Regions from separate parts of the Homo sapiens genome. Here region 1 is linked to region 2. Evidence: chromatin contacts called from ENCODE Hi-C or POLR2A ChIA-PET data. All regions are on one chromosome and are shown on one strand. Each heading gives the region's core, a stretch centred on a gene start or an enhancer-like site at or near the end of the contact. The rest is flanking DNA. Distances are from core to core; before and after follow the strand shown.

Region 1 (4,536 bases), core at 565-3,064, 190 kb before region 2:
GGTTACTTTCCTCACACCTGCCAGGTCACTGTCCTGATTGAGAAACCTCTTGGTGAAGCAGTTAATTTTTAGTGCCTCCTAACTGTCCCGGGTGTTTGCATTCAATTTGAAATCTGTTACTTGTTAGACACTGTTCGGTCCTAGATCTCTCAGAGAACTGCGAGTTTATGGCGCAGCGAGGGGAGGAGGCACTGATCTCTGAGAGCCTCCCTTTATTCGGAAATGAGGAGATGTGAAAGGTGGAAAACAGGGCAAATAAATAAATCGGGTTTGCCGCCGGAGCGTTTGCCGGCCGGTGCGAGCACCCTTTGTAATGCAGGCCTCCCGGGGCGATCGCCTGCGCTAATTGCTCCAGGGCGCTTTCCAAGTTCAAAAGTTCACCTTTTACGACCTCACAAAAGCTCCTAACACGTTACCAATAAAAACATTCCGCGGCAAACACCGAGGAGGAAAATATCAAACAGATACAAATAAAACACCCCGCAGGGGGAGGGAGCGAAGGGGAGGAGGGCGAGGAAGCCCCGAGGAACCTGAGGACCCGGCCCGGGCGAGGGGGCGAGGGACGAGCGGTAGGAAGGGCCGGGCCAGGTGAGGGATTCTCAGCTCCCAAGGTCCCGGATCGGGACAAGAAAGAGGAGAACTGAGACTAAGAGGTGGGGACCGGGACCTGCCGGGCAGAAGCCGGGAGGAGGCAGGTGTCCGGGGCCCCGGGGCGGGCTGGAGCCCTCGGCCAGGGAAAGCCGTTGCCTGGCGGAGAGGGGAGCTGAGCAGGGGCGGAGACCGGCCAGAGCGCGCGGGGCGTTGAGGAAGGTGAGGCGCAGGGGAAGCAGGAGGCGCGAAGGGGTCCGAAAAAGGAAACGACTGGGGGATGTCTAGCGAACGGGGGTTCGGCAGAGGTGGGGGGCTCGTAGTATTCAAGGAAGAACGCTCGAGGCTGCAGAAGAGGAAAACGCTCTAGAAAGCTGAGCGGTACAAGGGTGCTGTGGAGTCGGGTCAACAGGGCAAGAAGGGAGCGTCCTCGGTGGGAGGAGGAACCCCTGTAGGGGAAAAGAGAGGCTCTGCGTTAAGGGAACCCGAGTGAGGGGATGCCCCCACTGACGGACCGCGGTGGGGACTTCCAACCTGAGGAGCCCGGGGGGAGGGGAAGGTTCGGTGCTGGGAAGACAGGGGGAGGGGACCCGGGGGGAGGAGGGAGGATTGGTGCTGAGGGGACGGGGGGAGGGGAAGCCTGTGCAGAGGGGACGGGGGGAGGGGGAAATGAAGCTCGGTGCCCAGGGACCCGGGCAGGGGGAGGGTCCGCGCAGAAGGGAACAGGGACGAAGGAGGAGGATCCACCCTGAGCGAGACCGGGGAGGAGAGGGAGGGTCCGCGCCAACGGGGAACGGGGTGAAGGGCCACCCTAAGGGGCCGCGGGGCCGCTGCGGCTTCCCAGGGCGAGGGTCGGCAGAGAGGAGGGGGATCCCTGGCGGAGGCTCAGGAAGCCGGTTCCTGCCTGGCCCGGGCGTCGCAGGCCCCTCACCCACCGTTGCGCGGCGGCGGAGGGAGCGCGGCGGGAGGCTCCAGGAACCCCGCCGAGCCCCCGCCGCCTCCCCCTCCGCTAGGCGGCGGTTCGTCCCGCTCCATGCGGTGGTGCCTAGGGTCCGCGCCGGGTTTGTTGCTCCGCCATGACCGGCGCCCTAGTCGCCGTGGTCGTCGTCCGCCGAGGGGAGGAGGTTGTCAGGAGCCCGCGAGCTCCCGGCCGCGGCTCTCTCTGGGCCCCGAGCCGCCCGGCTCCGCGCCGCTCCGCGCCCCTCCGCGCCGCGCCCCCTCAGCACTGGCCAGCTCCCTCCCCTGACGTCACACGCCGCTGCCGCGCAAGGCCCTGCGGGGCACGCTGGAAGTTGGAGTCCGCTCAGCGAGGCCGGCCACGCCGACCGCACCAACTGAAGGGGTGGAAGGAGGGATAAGAAGTCCTGAGAAGGGAAAGCTAAAGTCTGTCAATATCAAGAACCATGACAAAGCGTTTGATGTCTATGTAGTAAGCGGATACTTCCGGGCCTTGTCTTGATTGTGATTTCTACCTGATCAAAGTTCCCTAAGAGTCCTCGTAACCCCCCACCCCAACAATGAGTCTTTGCGAGGAGGTGGATCGCGAGGCAGCCGGGTGAGCACGTGCAACGAAGCCCAGCCCTGTGGGCGGGGCCCTGGAGGCGGGGCTTGAAGGTACTCACGTGGGCCTCTCCCTGCCGCTGCGGGACAAATTGGACCGGAGATTAAAGGACCGGAGTTTAACTCGAGGTGACTGCGTTCGTATGCAAATGGAATATATAAAACTCTTCTTTCCGGGGTAGTCTTTAAAGACTTTTTACCTCCGGGTGGGCGGCAAAGACTAAAGTTTCCCCTCCTCCCCTTTCATTTTCCCCCTGCCCATAGAACAGATGGGCAAACTAAGCTCCGGGCCATTGGGGCTATTAAAGAAAGCCCTAGGCTCTTGACCCCAGGTGTCTTGAAACCTTCCGTTTAAGAGGGATCCCTTGCCCAGCCTTGTTTGCCTTCCCCTTTCCTCAGTTTCCCTATCTGTAAAAGGGGGTTGGAATAAGGACAGGATCAAGTTGGAAGATCGCAAACCCCTGCCCCTCCCACCTCAGTTTCCCGAAGCTTTCCGGAAGCAAAATCCCGAATTTTGCAGCGGCTCCCGGCCGAATCCACCCGCTGCGGCCACCAGGTGGCGCGCGGCCACCGGTCACTAGGCCCGCCGGGGTGTCCGTCTTCGGCGACCCCATCGGGAAAGGATTTCGCTGCTGCCGCCAAGGGTCTAAGGCCTACCTGGCCCACTTGAAGACAAAGAACGAGAACGTTGGTGCTTTGCCCACTTCTGCTCTGCCGGATTATGCTGCAGCTTCCTCGGTGGCCGCTCATTCGCCCTCTCCTGCCCCACCCGCCCCACCAATCCCTTAGCCCTTTTATTTTTTTTTTGCCTAATTTTAAGTCCTCGTCCTGGCATTCGCATCCCTGCTTGGCCTGACCCTTGCCCACATTTCGCACCATACCCCGTCCCTCACCTGCTACGAAAGTTGCAACGCTTCTCTGCACTTGGGGGCAACTGGACCTTACCAACCCTGGTGAAACTGTATTTCATACGTAATCTGGGAGACTTACATTAACGCTCTGCCGTCTAAACCTCATACCTGCTCTATGAGATAGCAACAATATTGTCCCTTTCCAGCACTGATGAAGTCCACCAGAAGTGATGGGGATTCCAGCTCCATTCTGTCACACACCAGAACCTTAATCCTTGGCTCCTTCAAGCTGGAACGCGGCTGACTTCACCTGACCCACTCCCAAACTCCTATTCATCTTTCAAGATCCTGTTCAAATGTTTCTTCAGTGGCATCTTCCTTAATACCTTCCACCGAGGGACAACTAGATCCCCTCTGCTAGGTAGCAGTGTTTCAGGAGCTAAACCCTGTGACTAAGAGAGGACGGCCTGCCATTCCCTCAGCTGTGGGTTCTAAAATACTTTAGGACCTTGCTGGGCGCCGTGGTTCATGCCTGTAATCCCCACACTTTGGGAGACTGAGGCGGGCGGATCACCTGAAGTCAGGAGTTCGAGACCAGCCTGACCAATATGGAGAAAACCCGTCTCTACTAAAAATACAAAATTAGCCAGGCGTGGTGGCGCATGCCAGTAATCCCAGCTACTCAGGAGGCTGGGGCAGGAGAATCGTTTGAACCCAGGAGGCGGAGACTGCGGTAAGCCGAGATGGCGCAATTGCACTCCAGCCTGGGCAACAAGAGCAAAACTCCGTCTCAAAAAAAAAAAGAAAGAAAAAAAAAGTCAGGACCATCTGGCCTTTCTCAGGAATCTACCTTTTTGTCACAGGTTCTGGTGGTAGTGAGTTCTCTGTCCCTGGAGATGCCATCAGAGCCTAAGTGGCACTGCAGAAACGTGCAGCCCTGGAGTTTTGGTAGTTGATGAAGATTCTAAGTCAACCCTCTTTAGATGGGCAGAAGAGTTCAGCCAAATGCTCAGCCCCTGGAAACAACTCCTCCAGTCCTTCAGACTACAGCTCTGTTGTCCCTTCCTTCCATAAACCTTCCCACACCTCCCTGACTAGTCACATCCCTTTATTCTCACTCATAACCCCAACTGCTGAGTACAGATCTGGCACATAGTAGGCTCTCAATAATTGCTGACTGGGTGAAAGAATGGATAAAAACAGCTAACCTTAGGTGAGTGACTTCTGAGCCTCTATTTCCTGTCTTCTAAGGGGATGGGTAATAATGATAGTTGCTACCTAGCAGGAATGCTATGAGAATTAAACGATGCTTGCAAAGCAATTAAAGGTCTGGCCTAATAAATGGAACCTCTTACTAATGTTATTTAAAGAGTGGTTCTAAATCTCAGATGCATGTCTTCTGAAAGTGCTTCTGGGAGGAGTCAAATACCACAAGACTGAGAAAAACAAGGGAAATGACTGTGCTAGAGACCCCAGCCACTGTCCTAAGCATTGACAGCCCAATGAACTAAGCACTCACTATGAGTCCAGCACCTAC
Region 2 (4,209 bases), core at 1,166-3,665:
CTCTACTAAAAATACAAAAATTAGGCGGGCATGGTGGAACATGCCTGTAATCCCAGCTACTCAGGATGCTGAGGCAGAATAATCTCTTGAACCCCGGAGGTGCAGGTTGCAGTGAGCTGAGATCGCGCCACTGTGCTCCAGCCTTCCAACCTGGGCAACAGAGTGAGAATCTGTCTCAAAAAAAAAAAAAAAAAAAAAAAAAGGAAAAAGAAAATCATAAGGAAGAGAAATATATTTACTATTCATTAAATGGAAGTGGATTATCATAAAGGTCTTCATCCTCATTGCCTTCACATTGAGTAGGCTGTGGAGGAGGAGGAGGGGTTGGTCTTGCTGTCTCAGGGGTGGCAGAGAGAGGAGAGGTGAAGGAGATGGAAGGGGAGGCAGGAGAGACAGGCAACTGGGTATAATTTTATGCAAATATGTCATAATTTGTGTCTGACATTTCTGCTTTTTCATTTCTCTAAAATGTTTCTATATGGCACCAATCCTTCCACTATTTGCTTTCATTTCAGTGTCCATTATCATAGAAGCATCCATCTCATAGAAGTCAAAAGCCCAATCCTGAATAATCTAAACCCTTCTGCTGGGTTGTCTAATGTCCATTTGTTTTCTGCCACTGCTTCTTCTATGTCTGCTTCCTGGCACTGGTTCAGAAACATTCATGTCCACCCCACGTCATCTTCTGTTAATTCTTCTGGTGTGGTGTCTATTAGCTCTTGAATTTCTCCAAGATCTGTATCTCGAAACCCTTCACTCCCCACCCTTTTTGCCACATCCACAATCTCTTTCATGATTTCCTTGATTGTCACAAATCCTCTGAAGTCATGCACAACATCTAGACACAGTTTTCTCCAGCAGGAATGATTCCAGGCTTGATGGCTTTCAAGCCTTTTTCTGTAATAATGATGGCATTTCCAATGGTGGAATCCTTTCAGGCTTTCATGATGTTCTCTCCATTGGGGGTTCTCTTCCATAGTTTTGATAATACATACTCTGTGTAATGAACCTTAAAGGTCCTTAGGACCCCCCATCTAGAGGCTGACATTGTGTTCTGGGGCAAGTAGGCCACTTTGATACCTTCAGTATAGAATTAATGGGGTTCTGGACAGCCACGGCATTGCCAAATATCAAAAAAACTTTAAAAGGTAGTCCCTTACTGGCAAGGTACTTCCTGATTTCAAGGACACAGCATCAACGAAACTAATCTGGAAGAAAGTTCCTGTTGTCCAGACCTTCTTGTTGTACTGGCAGCTGGTGTTTATCTTTTCTGTCAAGGTGCATTAGCAGCTTTATAGATAAAGACTCTCCTGATCATAAACCCAAGTGCATTTGCACAAAATAACAGAGTTGTCTATCCCTTCCTGTTTAAATCCTGGTGTTCACTTCTCTTCCTTACTAATAAATGTCTTTTGTGGCAGGTTTTTTTTTTTTTTCCAGAAAAGGTACTTTCTGGGAACTTGTCTGCTGCCTCTTGGTTGGCAGAAGCTGCTTCTCGTGTTATCTTAACATTTTTAAAGCCAAAGCTCTTTCGAAAATTATCAAACCCTTTCTTGCCAGAATTTAATTCTCTAGCTGTAGATCCTTCACTTTCCTTTTGCTTTGTTATATAATGAGTTTGCTTTTTCTCAAATCATAATATATGTCTTTTTTTTGTGTGTATGTCGGGGGGGAATGGAGTCTTGCTCTGTCGCCCAGGCTGGAGTCCAGTGGTGTGATCTCAGCTCACTGCAACCTCCGCCTTCTGGTTTCAAGCAGTTCTCCTGTCTCAGCCTCCCGAGTAGCTGAGACTACAGGCTCACGCCACGACGCCCAGCTAATTTTTATATTTTTAGTAGAGACGAGGGTTTCACCATATTGGTCAGGCTGGTCTTGAAATCTTGACCTAAGGTGATCCACCCTCTGTGGCCTCCCAAAGTGCTGGGATTACAGGCGTGAGCTACTGTGCCCGGCCTGTAAGTATGTCTTATAGCAACCTTGCACCTACATAAACGCTACATTTTCATTATGAGATAAAAAGGTATTTCACAAAAAGTGTAAGGTTTTCATGCCTGCTAACGTAGCTACAGTGATGGCTTCACAAATTTTCTTTTCTTTTTTTACAACACTCCTTACTGGATTAATTTATCTTGAAATGGCAGGCAACCACAATGGCAAACCTTGATCTATGGTACATATCAAGCAATTCAACTTTTTCTTGTAATGTCATGACTTTTCATTGCTTCTTGGGAGCACTTGAAGCATCACTTCATATGGATCCCATGGTGTTATGCAAGGTTTACTACAGTACTGCACTAAACACAATAAAAAATATGTGAGAACCACTAGAGATCATTTTTTATTACAATACACAATTTACTGGAGAGACAAACTGCTCACGGAAATGACAGGCATTCTAAGCAGTACTTGCAACACTTGAGCTTACTGCCAGAGCAACAGGATGTGGCTACCAAATTATTACAGTAGTACAGTAGGCACTACAGTGATTTTATGCAGTTATGATTTTTTAAAATTATACTTTAAGTTCTAGGGTACATGTGCACACGTGCAGGTTTGTTACATATGTATACATGTGCCATGTTGGTGTGCTGCACCCATTAACTTGTCATTTACATTAGGTATATCTCCTAATGCTATCCCTCCCCCCTCCCCCGACCCCACAACAGGCCCCGGTGTGTGATGTTCCCCTTCCTGTGTCCATGTGCTCTCATTGTTCAATTCCCACCTATGAGTGAGAACATGCGGTGTTTGGTTTTTTGTCCTTCCATAAAAAATGATGAGTTCATGTCCTTTGTAGGGACATGGATGAAGCTGGAAACCATCATTCTCAGCAAACTATCACAAGGACAGTTATGATTTAATATTGCATCATTACTTTTGTTTACACTTCTCTGGACTGTGAATGGTACCATATATGGTCTGTAAGTGTGTGCATAAATTTTAATCATTCATAATAGATTTGTATATATCTTATAGTAGTAAATGATAAAATAGACTAGTGTCTACATATATTTTATGTATTCATGATATACCTTTTTCTTAATTTATTCAATATTTCTTTTTTTGTATGATTTTATTTTTTTTCTCACTGGCACTGACCTACTGCACTTAAACACTTCCATCAGACTCAAAAAATAATTTTATTTCAGGAGAAAGAAAATATTTTACTTAGCTTCTGTTTATACTGTTTCATTATTAAGAGTTTTTTTTTTCTAAGAGATAGGATCTTCCTATGTTGCCCAGGCTGATCTCCAATTCCTGGCTTCAAGCAGTCCTCCTGCCTCAGCCTCCTGAGTAGCTGGGACTATAGGTATATGCCACTTCTCCCAGCTTGACTTTTTTTTTTTTTTTTTACTATAATGGAATGTGTTTTTATTCACCCATTGGAAAAGCCTTTGCTACATATTAATACAAACTTGTCACTAATAAATCCTTCTTTAAGTAAGAAAATAATATAACATGAGCATAACTTTGTGTGAGTTTTAATGTCCTGGAGCCTTGTTGCTTCATGTATAAAGTGCAGGTCAGTAAAAATTAAAATGAGGTAATATGGTATAATAGGCTTAACCCAATAAGTGTACAATAAAGGACGGCTGTAATTTTAACATGAATTCAACTGAAATCCTGATAGGGCAACACCAATAACAATGTTTCCTATATAGCTCACAAATTGTTCTTTGTCATCCCCTCATCTACCCAATGGGAATTAGAGCTAGCCTGTTAGGCTGCTTGACAGGACCACTGAATGCTGGAAATCAACCATATTCTATCCCCTCATTTAACAGATGGGAAAGCAGAGGCTCAGGGAGTTTGGGAAACTTGTCCACAAAGGCACAACTACTTTGTGGCTGAACTACGTCTAGGACCAGGCTCTCTTTATTGACACAAGTATCTCTTTCCTTTTTATGCCCCTTCACGTTTACAAAGCACCTCCTCAGCTCCATGATTTTGTTTATTATGCTACATCACTCAGCTCATGAAAATGGCTTTTTTTTCCTCCTTTCTTGTCATTGGAAGTTTTTTGCATTCTTGTAGCAGCTGATTCCATACTAACCCTTAAAATGAAAAAATAATAAAAAAATACACACACACACACACACGTGAATATGTGGAAGAAACAGCACTAGGTCTCCCAGGACAACCCAGTGCAGGCCACACCCTGGCAGTCACAAAGCACATATAAGAAATTGTCTTCCCATGTGAATTGCT

What was found. A loop is a pair of places that touch in the nucleus more often than their neighbours do. ChIA-PET counts read pairs that join two places held with the same protein, here RNA polymerase II (POLR2A). Pooled maps may share reads with other maps.
Region 1: a pooled map shows a loop between it and region 2 (3-fold over the local background). The contact joins the promoter of NR6A1 here to the enhancer-like site in region 2. A Hi-C loop is called at or near these places in 1 of 50 pooled maps. POLR2A ChIA-PET finds 5 or more read pairs at or near these places in 4 of 52 experiments (GM12878, OCI-LY7, PC-9 and 1 more).

The regions. Positions count from the first base shown.
Region 1 is chr9:124,769,497-124,774,032 of GRCh38, forward strand. It overlaps NR6A1 (nuclear receptor subfamily 6 group A member 1), which reads right to left and starts at 1,815. Exons shown (of 10, transcript NM_033334.4): 1 at 1,524-1,815. The coding sequence starts at 1,623. It overlaps LOC124900274 (a long non-coding RNA gene), which reads right to left and starts at 984. Exons shown (of 2, transcript XR_007061773.1): 1 at 1-984. LOC107987126 (a long non-coding RNA gene) reads left to right here and starts at 1,861. Exons shown (of 2, transcript XR_001746926.3): 1 at 1,861-2,277; 2 at 3,206-4,341. RefSeq lists silencers at 515-764, 1,305-1,884 and enhancers at 1,597-2,164, 1,955-2,214.
Region 2 is chr9:124,963,581-124,967,789 of GRCh38, forward strand. All of the region lies in intron 17 of SCAI (suppressor of cancer cell invasion), which reads right to left. Among named protein-coding and RNA genes, the nearest start is that of GOLGA1, 25 kb to the left of the region's middle. Within about 2 kb of position 2,416, at least 3 of the 41 ENCODE cell types and tissues checked have a DNase peak (open chromatin) inside an H3K27ac peak, as active enhancers do; they include OCI-LY7, where a contact is called at or near this core.